Linked DNA regions of Homo sapiens: regions 1 and 2 are each linked to region 3. A link is a contact called in ENCODE Hi-C or POLR2A ChIA-PET data. All regions are on one chromosome and are shown on one strand. Each heading gives the region's core, a stretch centred on a gene start or an enhancer-like site at or near the end of the contact. The rest is flanking DNA. Distances are from core to core; before and after follow the strand shown. Region 1 overlaps B3GALT5 (beta-1,3-galactosyltransferase 5). Region 2 holds the start of LINC02940 (long intergenic non-protein coding RNA 2940). Region 3 holds the start of GET1-SH3BGR (GET1-SH3BGR readthrough).

The links. A loop is a pair of places that touch in the nucleus more often than their neighbours do. ChIA-PET counts read pairs that join two places held with the same protein, here RNA polymerase II (POLR2A). Pooled maps may share reads with other maps.
Region 1: a loop to region 3 is called in a map of PC-3, with 3 times the contacts of the local background. The contact joins the enhancer-like site here to the promoter of GET1-SH3BGR in region 3. A Hi-C loop is called at or near these places in 1 of 168 maps with a recorded cell type or tissue (PC-3). POLR2A ChIA-PET finds 5 or more read pairs at or near these places in 1 of 52 experiments (WTC11).
Region 2: a loop to region 3 is called in a map with no recorded cell type, with 2.8 times the contacts of the local background. The contact joins the promoter of LINC02940 here to the promoter of GET1-SH3BGR in region 3. A Hi-C loop is called at or near these places in 3 of 37 single-sample maps with no recorded cell type and 5 of 50 pooled maps.

What each region holds. Positions count from the first base shown.
Region 1 is chr21:39,634,917-39,638,871 of GRCh38, reverse strand. The region is part of intron 1 of B3GALT5 (beta-1,3-galactosyltransferase 5); the gene reads right to left. Among named protein-coding and RNA genes, the nearest start is that of B3GALT5, 24 kb to the right of the region's middle. Within about 2 kb of position 1,416, at least 5 of the 41 ENCODE cell types and tissues checked have a DNase peak (open chromatin) inside an H3K27ac peak, as active enhancers do.
Region 2 is chr21:39,017,004-39,021,198 of GRCh38, reverse strand. LINC02940 (long intergenic non-protein coding RNA 2940) reads left to right here and starts at 1,943. Exons shown (of 7, transcript XR_007067867.1): 1 at 1,943-2,201; 2 at 3,418-4,195. RefSeq lists an enhancer at 3,939-4,008.
Region 3 is chr21:39,377,871-39,382,138 of GRCh38, reverse strand. It overlaps GET1-SH3BGR (GET1-SH3BGR readthrough), which reads right to left and starts at 1,813. Exons shown (of 14, transcript NR_146618.2): 1 at 1,653-1,813. It overlaps GET1 (guided entry of tail-anchored proteins factor 1), which reads right to left and starts at 1,813. Exons shown (of 5, transcript NM_004627.6): 1 at 1,653-1,813. The coding sequence starts at 1,754.

The DNA of each region.
Region 1 (3,955 bases), core at 167-2,666, 260 kb before region 3:
CCCTTGTCCTCCTCCCAGGGCGTGTGATGGGGGAGTGACTCGCTTCTTCCATGCCCCGCTGCTCAAACCTCTAGGGGAGCATAAAGACGGGCAGGCTGTGGGGCTCTGACCCCACGGCAGTGTCTAGGGGTGAATGTTTACTGCTGCGGCCCCAGTGGGCGTGTGTTCCAGGGTGTTCTTTTAGTTTAGCCATCCGTAGGCAGCTTGTGTTAGCTCAGTTAGACCCCTGCCTTATCTCAAGGACAGAGGGCTTTCTGTATCCCGGGGTTCTTGCCTTGCTGTACCTGAAGAATCAGATCACATGTGGGCTTGGAGAATGAGTGCAAGGTTTTATTGAATGGAAGAAACTCTCAGCAGATGGGGGAGCCAGGAGGGAGATGGTTTTCCCCTGGAGTCAGGCTGCTCAACGGCCTGGGCTCTCCCCCGACTGCCCTAGCCCGCCTCCGCATCCTTCTGCCAGTCGGTGGCCTGCAGCCTGCTGGTGCCTGTCAGTGCCTGTCTGTGCTTTTCTCTTGACGTCCAGCCGCCCATGTGTTCCTCCGCTGATGTGCTCCTCTCGACGTCCCGCCACCTGTGTGTCTGCCTGCTAGGGTCTTGGGGTTTTTACAGGCACAGTATGGGGGTGTGGCAGGCCAGGGTGGTCTTGGGAAATGCAACATTTGGGCAGGAAAACAAAAATGCCTGTCCTCACCTAGGTTCGTGGGCACAGGCCTAGGGATGGAGCCCTAACCAGGGACCACGCCCTTCCCCCTTCAGTATCATTTAAAGGGACCGTGCCCTTCCCTTGCCAGCACTTCTCTTCCCCTCTTCCGTATCAAACAGACATAAAAGTGAGAAATGGCCCGGTGTGGCAAGGACATTATGACAAGTGGACCCAAAAGGCAACACCCTGACCCTGACTTGCTCCAGAAAACATCCAGCCACAGAAAGCTTCCTGCTCCCCGCCCCTAACAGTAAATAATCCTTCCTCTTTCAAAATGTCCCCAAAGGGCTCACTTGCTCCCTTGCAGCCAAACCATGGACTGCCCAATGTACCCTAAGACCAATTAAGTCTCCTTGCTTCTAAAACTGACACCTTAAGAGAAGACTTGTCAAGTATTCCCTTTTGACTCTAGAAAAACCATTGTCTCTCTAGCACCTCTGAATCCTGCTGCAAGAAAAGCCACGGCAGGTGGGTTCCCTGGTGGCAAGTTAATCAATCAATGGCCTTTGTTCCTTTTGTCTCTGCAACCACAGCTGGGAGCAGTCCTGCTAGGTGTTCCCAGGAAAGAAGCCCTGGGCGGGGTAGCCATCAAGGACACTGGGACACACAGAACACAGCAGGACTGACAAACACCCAGGCAGCTGTTTCCGCATACAACAGGGAAGCAGCAAAGATTTTTCAGTTGAAAACGTCGTAAGCCTTAGCTGACTGACATGACAAGAGTTTACACAGTGGTTTCATGCCAGCAAGGGTTGGACTGGGTGTTACCTCGTACCTGATGGGCTTTGGCATGCAATGCCTGGTCTCTACCCTCCAGAGAGGGAACGCACACAGATCCTCCATCTTTAGGATTCCCTGTAATGCCCATCAGAGTGGCAATGGCCCTGCTGGGAGGAAGGGGGCTTTTCTCCTCTCATGGAGCTGCAAGTGCAGGAACAGACATCTGCCACAATGCCCCTAGAAAGGAAAAGGGAGGAACCAACAGTGCTCCTCTGTTTTAGGACTCGGAAAACGTCACAGCTTTCCAGGTAATCCTTGTGAAATTTAATTCAGAAAGTATGTGCTGGCCCCGTGTGCTCGGCCCTAATAGTAAATGTCCCAGGGGATCAAGAGGAGCACAGCACAGGTCCCCTGTTCTCAAGGGCAGGGTCCCTCCAAAAACACAGACACTAAGAGGAAGACACTTGCAAGAAACAGTCCCATGAATGAGAAAGACAACACATGGCTCAGTGTAAAAACATGGTGCCGCTGTAAAGGCTAAAAGTCATGAGAAACAGCGGATCCCTTCCACCACCACGTTCTGAGCATGCTCTGTGTGCTCTGCTCCCCAGCAGACTCTGGCAACACCAATAAAAAGAACCCCATTTGACCGCCACCAAAGCCACACAGGAGACAACCTTGATCTTCCCTCCGTATGAAGAGACTGGGTGAGGAGAGTGATCACAGGATCCTTTCCAGTCCCAGGATCCTGCAATCCTGTACAGAAGGAAGCACTGGTCAGGCCAAGGACTCGTGGAAAACAGGGAATTCGTGGGCAACAATAAGGTGTGTGCACAGCCCCTCAAGAAGATGTGCCAGTCCTTATCTAAGCCACAGGAGCCTGTCTCCTGTGAATGCCATCATCTGGGGCTGCCTTGTTGGCCAGTGTCCTCCGGATTTGGTCATTGGGAAGCAACAACAGGGGGGTTGGATTTGGTCACTGGGAAGCAACAACAAGGAAAGGCGTCGGGGTTTCTCTTCCCAGGATCCCTCCCTGGCTTCTCCTGGCTAAAGTCACATTTCTCTGCTCAGCTCCTTCCTCACAGCCCCTCCCAGCACAGCTGCAGTTCCACACCTTCTCTCCAGGCCACAGCATGGTCTCACTGTTGTGATCCTGGTTCATTCTGTTAATTTCTTGAGGAAGTTAGTATATCAATAATGGAGTGATGTCTCTATGTGTCAAGCACTGCATTAAATTCTTTACATGCATTTTCTCAATTAACTTCACAATGATTCCATGTGATACTACCATCCCTGCTCTAAAGATGAGAAACTGAGGCTTAGAGATAATGAGCAAATTGCCCGATAGTAAACATTCCAGTACTTAACTTCTGTGGTTTATGGTGGATCATGTCCACGGATGGAAATTTCAGAAACTTGTCAGTTCCACAACATAAAATGTCCTATCTTAGTTGCTGGGACAAGAGAATGCAAAAGATATAGTCCTGGCCCTAGCAAAGATTCTAATCTTGGAGTATCAAAGGGAATAAAAAAGCTATGCAGAGAAGAGGGAAAAGGAAACTAAGAGCACATGCACAGAACTGACAATTGGAGGTGAATAAACACAGATCCCAGCATTTAGCCAGTTGGTCCCAGGAGATAGGAATGTGAGGATTAACAGCACGGAAGAGGCCAGGTGCGGTGGCTCACACCTGTAATCCCAACAGTTTGGGAGGCCGAGGTGGGTGGATCACTTGAGGTCAGGAGTTCGAGACCAGCCTGACCAACATGGCAAAACCCTGTCTTTACTAAAAAAATACAAAATTAGCTGGGTGTGGTGGCACAGGCCTGTAATCCCAGCTACTTGGGAGGCTGAGGCAGAAGAATTGCTTGAACCCAGGAGGCAGAGGTTGCAGTGAGCTGAGATCGCACCATTGCACTCCAGCCTGGGCAACAAGAGCAAAACTCCATGTCAAAAAAACAAAAAAAAGAGCATGGAAGATAATCCCTATTCAGAAAGTAGTACAGACACAATAACAAACCATGGGTGTCCAGACAGGAAACTCAAACGCATCCGTGATTTGTTAATATGGCAGAAGAGACTCTCAGAAGCAGGCATCCCACCATAGGATCATCCCTTGACTCACACACCTTCACTCTCCATGGCACATCTTGCCCTCAACCTCCTATTTCCTCTAGCTGTGGGAAAAATCCACGGATTTCACCACACACAGCTACCTCCCAACACTAACAAAAGATGACCCCAAAATCTACAAACAAGCAAAAATCCAAATCCAAATATCAACACGGGTCCCGCAGGCATGCCCACTCTTGAGAGACTGCCATTGTTAATTGCAATCATTGCCATTTATCTTATGCTACCATGTCTTTTGGATGGTGGGCTTTGCGGGGGCCCTCAGTTTTGTTGCAGATGGCATGGTAGAACATTCTGATTTCACAGTGGGACATTCTTGTAAAAAGTGGGTGATTTCTGCCTTGAGATGACAAATGCTTTCTTACGCCTGCTGTTTTCCTCTCTAGGGTGATCACAGA
Region 2 (4,195 bases), core at 694-3,193, 360 kb after region 3:
GGCAAAGGTCTCTCCACATTGCCCATCCTTGGGGTGGGGGGTGGGTTTCAGTTTGGGCTCATGATGTCTGGTTGCTGTTTTGTTTAGGGTGTGGGAGTCAAATGCTGGAGGGTGGCGTTTGCAGATGGTGCGAACCTTTCACCTCTGAGTTGAAGGGAAGAGGGAAGCAGCTGCCCTGGCAGCAGGAAACAGAGTCCGGCCTCGAGCTGACACCTCCAGCTGGCCGGGGAGGAAGTCACCAGGCAGTTGCTATGTCTTTGATGTTGGGGCTGCCTTTTCTCCTCTCGCTGACCACCAGACAGCTGGGTGGGCTGAGAAGGAGGTGCCCGGCACACACGTCTGTTTCCTGGAAAGCTGTGGCCACAAAGGTCACTCCATGGACTCTGAGCAGGGGCCACAGGGGCTTCTGGATGGAGACCTGGGATTTGGCCACACATTGCATCCCCAGACTTTGCTGGATATTCCCAACCGCTCTGAGTGAATTCCAGGGAGGCATCCCCTGAAGCAGGAGTCCCACCCCGCTGACATGCTTGACAATTCACCACAAACCCAAGTACAGGTGACCCAGGAGAAGAAGGCTGCCGAGCGAATGTCCTGCATGCATTTAAAGAGTTAATAAGGGAGGGCCAAGGAGCCTGATTTAAAACAGAATAGGAAAGTCTTTTAAAATATCTTTTTTTAAAAAAAGTAAAATACCTTTAAAAATCTTTAAAACATGTATCTTTTTCTTATTATAAAAGATTAAATGTTTGTTGTAGAAAATCTGGAAATGACAAAAAAGTATAGAAAACATGAAAATTCATCTTGAATCACCCAAGAAACTGCGAACCCGTGTTAACATTATGATCTACTCTTGATACACACAAACACACACCAGCACGGGTATTTTCACACTCGACCAAGACCGTCCTACAAATACAACACTTATCTTTCTTAATTTCTCTTAAAATTCCATAACAAGCATTTTCCCATGTCTTCAAAACATGAATTTTTACAACTACCTATCATTCTTTGCAACGGCTAAGCAATTTATTTAACAACCTCCTTATAGGTTATGTATAGCACTTAATTTAAACCAATTAAAATGTACAAGTGTGCCTTATGGAATAGAATAAGAAACCTGCCACCCTGAGCCTCCATTTTCCCCATCTCGAAAGTGGGAGAACTCTGCCTCAGCTCAGGTGGCTGGTGTGCTCTTTAATTAAGATTTAGGAAAGGCCTTGCCATTTGTGGGTGAAGGATTGCTACCTCAGTCAAAGGTTTGGCGTAGTCATCCTTAATTATTATGATGTGCTCATTATGGGCAATTAGCACATTGCAGGACAACAGAGAGGAATTTATTTGGGAGTTGATCTGTGTTGTTGTCCTGGGTGAGCCAGGGTGCTGGAGGTTCAGGAGGCCTGTGGTTGGCTCCTGACTGCAGAGACAAAAATCAGCCAGCAGCATCCAGGCCTCAGTGGGCTGAGATAATCGCTGATGCCAGGCTGATCCTGAGGGTGGGAAGGAGAAATGCCACCTGGTAGGGCAGGGAAAGTGGGTCTTTCATGGGTGCCAAGTGCCAGCTCTCCATTTTCCTTTGCCTTCCTGATTTTAATCTTCTGGAATACATATACAATTCACCAGGATTTCTGTCTTCATATTGGTTCATTGAGTGTTTGTACAGATTGTCTTAATGGCCCATGAGCTATGGTGTTTGTCTTTGGACTCTCCAGAAGTTTTCACATGTGACTTTTTTTTTTTCCTTTGAGACGGGATTTCACTGTATGACCCAGGCTAGAGTGCAGTGGTGTGATCACAGCTCACTGCAGCCTCGACCTCCTGTGCTCAAGCAATCCTCCTGTCTCAGCCTCCTGAGTAGCTGGAACCACAGGAGCACACCACCATGCTTGGCTAATTTTTGTATTTTTTTGTAGAGATGGGGCCTTGCCGTGTTGCCCAAGCTGGTCTCAAACTCCTAAACTCAAGCGATCCACCCCCGCCTGGGCCTCCCAAAGTGCTGGGATTACAGGTGTGAGTTGCCCCACCCAGCCGTGATTAATTTGGGCTTTCAACACCCTAAAATGGGAGAAGGTGGTAGCATAGAGTGTGTATGACTGATTGTATTTACATTTGTTGCAATTTGAAGAAATGTAGTTAGAAGTCCATCTGCAGAGAGATTATGACCATCGCTTCTGTCTGACCAAGGTCTGTTTTCCTGATCGGTGAGTACAGTTATGTAAAAGGTAAAGGGGTAGACTGTTTGCAGCAGGCACTGTCCTGGAACGTGCAGGCCACGTGGTCACCTTGCATGTGAGAGCAAGGTCTGCAGCTACAGTCCCTGAGGGAATTCTCAATGCTCTAGCACACTTTCTGGAATGTTCAGTGTCTTGCAAATAGCCTAACAGCAATTTCAGAAGCACCCAGAGATGCTTAGGAGCAGTAATGATGATTTGACAGGCTTTATTCCTAACACTCTTTTTTATTTTCATTTTATTTCTTCATTTATTTGAGATGGAATCTCGCTCTGTTGCCTCAGTTGGAGTGCAGTGGTGCGATCTCCGCTCACTGCAGCCTCCACCTCCCAGATTCAAGTGATTCTCCTGCCTCAACCTCCTGAGTAGCTGGGATTACAGGCACCCACCACCACGCCTAGCTAATTTTTTTGTATTTTTAGTAGAGACAGGGTTTCGCCATATTGTCCAGACTGATCTCGAACTCCTGGGCTCAAGCGAGCCACCTGTCTCCGTCTCCCAAAGTGCTGGGGTTACAGGCATGAGCCACCCTGCCTGGCCCCTAACACTTTTGATTGTGGAGGTACAGGGTAGTGGGGGAAGAATTGTTTAGTGCATTCTTGAGTAACCCCTAGTTCTCAGCTAGTCTGGGGAAAGATTCACATCCAGAAAGCTGAGGGTTCAGATTATTGACTGGTCCAGATGTAGGCTGCAGAAGATAGCTGGGGAGGCATCCCCCATAGACAATTTCCATGGCATCCAGGAATGGCTCGTTCCAAGGCTGGGATGACCCACTGAGTTATTGTCAGACTTTGGAAAAAAATGAATTGGGATGGCTTCAAACCCTCCAGGAAAAAAGGGAGGGGAAGATGCAGGGCATCCCACATCATCCCACATCCTCCTTCTTGATCGAGATAAAATATTTGAACGCTTGACCGCATTGCACAGTTTTAACTGGTCTAAGTGCTTCTGCAGATTTTGAGCTGAATGATACAAGCACAGCGCTACTCAGATTTGAAATACTGAGATCTTTTCTATTTCTCACCTCTAGGCTTTGTGAATACATGCGAGCATGCCTTCATTTTACTAAAACATCTCAGATTGAGATGTTGAATGCACCATAGTTATTATTATTTATTTAATCTCTGGAGATGGTGGGCTAACAGAACACTCAAATCTTACAGGAGTTTCTCATCTCATTTTCTAGGTTGGATGCCTCAGCGTGCATTCCCAGGACTTTATGAGATGATCCACTGAAGGATTTCAGCAAGAACATTCTGGAGTGTCAACTGATACGTTTTTCAGTCTCAGCTTGCTCACTGTTTGAGTAGTGTCACATGTACATGCGTGTTATTAGAGGCGAATGCACGTTTTTGTTACTGAGAGAGTGGCCCTAGAGCAGATGCCAGCGAACTGCAGCCCACAGCCCGAATCTAGCCTGCCGCCTCTTTTCATGTGGCTCACAAGCTAGTCATAGTATTATATTTTAATAGTGTGGGAAAACATCAGAAGAAGAACAATATTTTGTGGAACATGAAAATTATATGTTTACATTTTAGCATCCATAAACGTGGTTTCATTAGAACACACTTCTATGGTTTGAATGTCCTCTCCAAAACTCATGTTGAAACTTAGTCTCTAACGTCACTATATTAAGAGATAGGGCCTTTAAGAAGTGATGGGGGCATGGGAACTCTGCCCTCATGAATGGATTAATCTATTCATGGATTAATGGATTAATGCATTAATGGATTGGTGGTTTATCATCGCAAGGAAACTGGCAGTTTTGTAAGAAGAGGAAGGGAGACAGTGGCAGGGAAACTGGCGGCTTTGTAGCAAGAGGAAGTGAGACTTGAGTCCTCTCACCACAGGTTGCCCTGCACCAACCACCACAGGACTCTGTAGAGAGTCCTGGCTAGCAAGAGGATCTTCACCAGATGTGGCCTCTTGACCTGAGACTTCTCAGCCTCCATAACTGTAAGAAA
Region 3 (4,268 bases), core at 564-3,063:
AGGCTGCAGTGAGCCAAGATCAGGCCACTGCACTCCTACATAGGCAACAGAGTGAGACTCTGTCTCAAAAAAAAAAAAAAAGAAAATGTTCTGGGAGCGGGGCCACGTGCAGTGGTTCACACCTGTAATCCCAGCACTTTGGGAGGCCAGGATGGGTGGATGGCTTGAGGTCAGGAGTTTGAGACCAGCCTGGCCAACATGGCAAAGCTCTGTCTCTACTAAAAATACAAAAAAATACCTGGGCGTGGTGGTGCATGCCTGTGGTCCCAGCTACTTGGGAGGCTGAGGTGGGAGGATCACTTGAACCTGGGAGGCAGAGGTTGCAATGAGTCGAGATTACACCACTGCACAGAGCCAGACCCTGTCTTAAAATAATAATAATAAAGTTCTGGGATAATGGTTGCACAAAAATGTGAATGTACTTAATGCCACTGAACTGTACACCTAAAAATGATAAAGATGATAAACTTCATATTATGTGTATTTTACAATTAAAAACAAGAAGATGAGCATGGGCCAGCTCATCAGGAGTCTTTTATGCAATGCCTGAGACATCATCTTAAAGACTGGATAGCATCAGGAAAGATTCTGAAGGAGACTCAGGGGTTAAAAGAGAATTCCCTATATCTCAGGACAATGCAGACAGTAGGACAATTGAGAGAGTAAGAATAGAGTTTTGCACAAAACAGGCACTCAATGAATACTGGTGGAATAAAATATCCTCCACTACTACCAATTTATCTTAGGAGAGAAAAGCAAGAACTGTTTTCCAAGACAACGCTGAAACGAATGCGCCCAATCTTTGAGGACTCCGCCTTTGCCCAACAGCTCCTCATTTCTGCTGTGGGCATACGGAGGGCGCTCATTCTCGGGGACAGTTCCCAAGGTACCCCCGCCTTCCATGGCCACACCCCACCACGCCCTGTCCAATTTGCCACCAAATCCCTATCCCTGCTCCAAAAGGCAATCAAATCTCCACCTCCAGTCACTAGGTGGATGACTTAGTGCCACCACTAAATTCTCTTGAGCCAGACTCCTCCGGGAGGTAAAGGAGGGTGGGATGATAATACTCGCCTCTCCCAGCAGCCGTGAGACAGAGGTAATGTACTCACTACCTGGCAGAAAGAGAGTGTTCCCCAACCTGGTTGCTCCCTTGGATACTGAAGGCATCACGCTGTACTGAGATTCTCTCTACACCTGTCTCCCACCCTACCCACCCCAAGAATGTGGGCTCCTGGACGCGAGGATCCATCTCTCCGGGACCTGGAACAGCTGACTTCGCCCGCCAGGCCTCTGGGAAACCCTGGCCGAGGGCTGCTCGAATGCCTCTAGGAACCAGGATTAACGGAAACGAGGCTGACAGCGGGGCACTAGGAACTCCCAGTGTGAGGTTCGCCGCCGCCACCCACAGCCAGAAGAGTCCAGGGTTGCCCGGTGTTTCTCCCAACCCCCTAGAACCCAGAAAGTCTGATTTTGGGGTAAAGCGTCGTACCTTTTAGACGCTAACAACTATCTCAAAAAAGCTTACGGACCAACCAAGACGCTACTACGGCCTTCAGTCGCCCAGTTGAGACCCCTGTACCTACGCCAGACCCGCCGGGGGACTGGGGCGGCATCCCCACCGGCCCTTGGGAGGCCAGGCAGCCACTTACGAAGGATGAGAAGGACGGGAGGAGGATCCTAAGAACATTGCATCCAAACACGAAGCTGAGCACCAGCAACCACGCCCAGTGGTCGGCCGCGGCTGAGCTCATCCCGGACGCTCCTGGCTGTGCTGGGTCCGCTACGGCAGCTCCATGGGGACCACAACAACAGCGGCGACCGCGCCTGCGCGGTGAAGCCAAGCGCCCCAGAACAGGCGCGCCGACGCGCCTGCGAACTGCGTCGCCCTCGCGGGAGGCGGGGCCGTTTTTTCGTCCGGCTCCAGTTGGAGCGGTTAACACGTTCCGGGTTTCTCCTGGGCCTTCGGCGGTTCCGTAGCCTTCTAGCACCCATCCCTACTGAACCAGTTTTCTGACGTCCGTGTTTCTTTTTTTCCTTCTTTTTAAAATTAAAAACCTTCTCATAGTACCAAACTCTGGTTTCAAGTGCTAACGACTCCCTGCTTTTGTCATAATTAGTACTTTCTTTAAATTAACTTTTAATTCTAGATAAGTTTAAGAAAAACTCTTCCATAAATAGAAAACTACCGTTTTTATAGTAGCAGGTAACTGTCGTGTTCCAAGCAGTTACATGGAAAATGCCTTACGTTTTCGTTCCAGATCTAAACACTGTAGTAAGTCTAACCAATTTACACAACTGCATACCTGAAAAATAAGTTTAATAGAATGCACTGTTCACAATCATTAGTAATAGTTAATAAATTAACCTGAATCTAGGTGAAGATCAGGTTTTGCAGCGAAAGAATCCCAACTCAAATGTATGCAAAGTGAGCAGGGCGAGGTGGCTCACGCCTGTAATCCCAGCACTTTGAGAGGCCGAGGCGGGCAGGTCATGAGGTCAAGAGATTGAAACCAGCCTGGCCAACATGGTGAAACCCCGTCTCTACGATACAAAAATTAGCCGGGCGTGGTGGCGCGCGCCTGTAGTCCCAGCTACTCCGGAGGCTGAGGCAGGAGAATCGCTTGAACCCGGAAGACGGAGGTTGCAGTTAGCCAAGATCGCGCCACTGCACTCCAGCTCTGGCGACAGAGCGAGACTCCGTCTCAAAAAAAAAAAAAAGTATGCCTAGTGGATAAAGCAAGACATGTTCAACTGTCTCTTCTGCCATGCTGCCATGACTGGTTTCTGAGGACTAATTCCTAATCAAAATGATGCAAGATTGCGGGTACACTGGCTCACGCCTGTAATCCCAGCACTTTGGGAGATCCAAGCAAGGTGGATCACAGGCCCAGGAGTTTGAAACCAGTCTGGGTAACATAGTGAGATCCCCATCTCTACAATAAAATATAAAAATTAGCCGGGCACTGTGGCACGTGCCTGTGGCCTCAGCTACTAGGGAGGCTGAGATGAGAGGATCGCCTGAGCCTGGGAGGTCGAGGCTGCAGTGAGCTGTGATCACACCACTGGACTCCAGCCTGGGCGACAGAGCACAACTCTGGCTCATTATTATGAACCAGTTAAAATAATTATGCGGCTGGGCACAGTGGCTCAAGCCTGTAATCCCAGCACTCTGGGAAGCCGAGGCAGGTGGACCACCTAAGGTCAGGAGTTCGAGACCAGCCTGACCAACATGGCAAAACCCTGTCTCTATTAAAAATACAAAAATTAGCTGGGTGTGGTGGCGGGCACCTGTAGTCCCAGCTACTCAGGAGGCAGAAGAAGGAGAATCGCTTGAACCTGGGAGGCGGAGGTTGCAGTGAGTTGAGATCGCACCATTGCACTCCAGCCTGGGTGACAAGAGTGAAACTCTGTCAAGAAAGAAAGAAAGAGAGAAAGAGAAAGAGAAAAAGAAAGAAAGAAAGAAAGAAAGAGAGAGAGAGAGACAGAAAGAAAGAAAGAAAGAAAGAAAGAAAGAAAGAAAGAAAGAAAGAAAGAAAGAAAGAAAGAAAGAAAGGGAAAGGAAAGGAAAGAAAGAGAGAAAGAAAGAGAAAAAGAAAAAGAAAAGAAAAGAAAGAGGCTGTGGTTCTACAAATTTCTGTGTCAAGAAAACATGTGAAGCAAAACTATTCTGTAGTGGTAGAGTGAATTCCTTCCCTGAAAGGACTTATTGGTTAAGTGACTTCTGAACTGACCAAAACAAAGAGCAGGAGTCTGGCTCTCCTCCATAGCCTTCCCTTCCACCTGGATGGACCACGCAGCACGGCAGCCAGGCTCCTGGCTCCTCTCTCACTGGAGATTGAGATGGATTTAGAAGGAGAAACTGCCTCTTGAAAAGTGATGACAGGCCAAGCATGGTGGCTCATGCCTGTAATCCCAGTATTTTGGGAGGCCGAGGTGGGTAGATCACCTGAGGTCAGGAGTTCGAGACCAGCCTGATCAACATGGTGAAAACCCATCTCTCCTAAAAATACAAAAATTAGTCGGGCGTGGTGGCGCATGGCACACGCCTGTAATCCCAGCTACTCAAGAGGCTGAGGCAGTAGAATCACTTGAACCCAGGAGGCGGAGATTGCAGTGAGCCCAGATCACACTGTTGCACTCCAGCCTGAGCAACAGAGAGACTCAATCTCAAAAAACAAGAAAAAAAAAAGGAAAAGTGATGACAGCCCCGACCCCACTGGACCCCTTTCACCCGCCCCCAGTCTCTGCCTCTGGCTAAAGAGAAG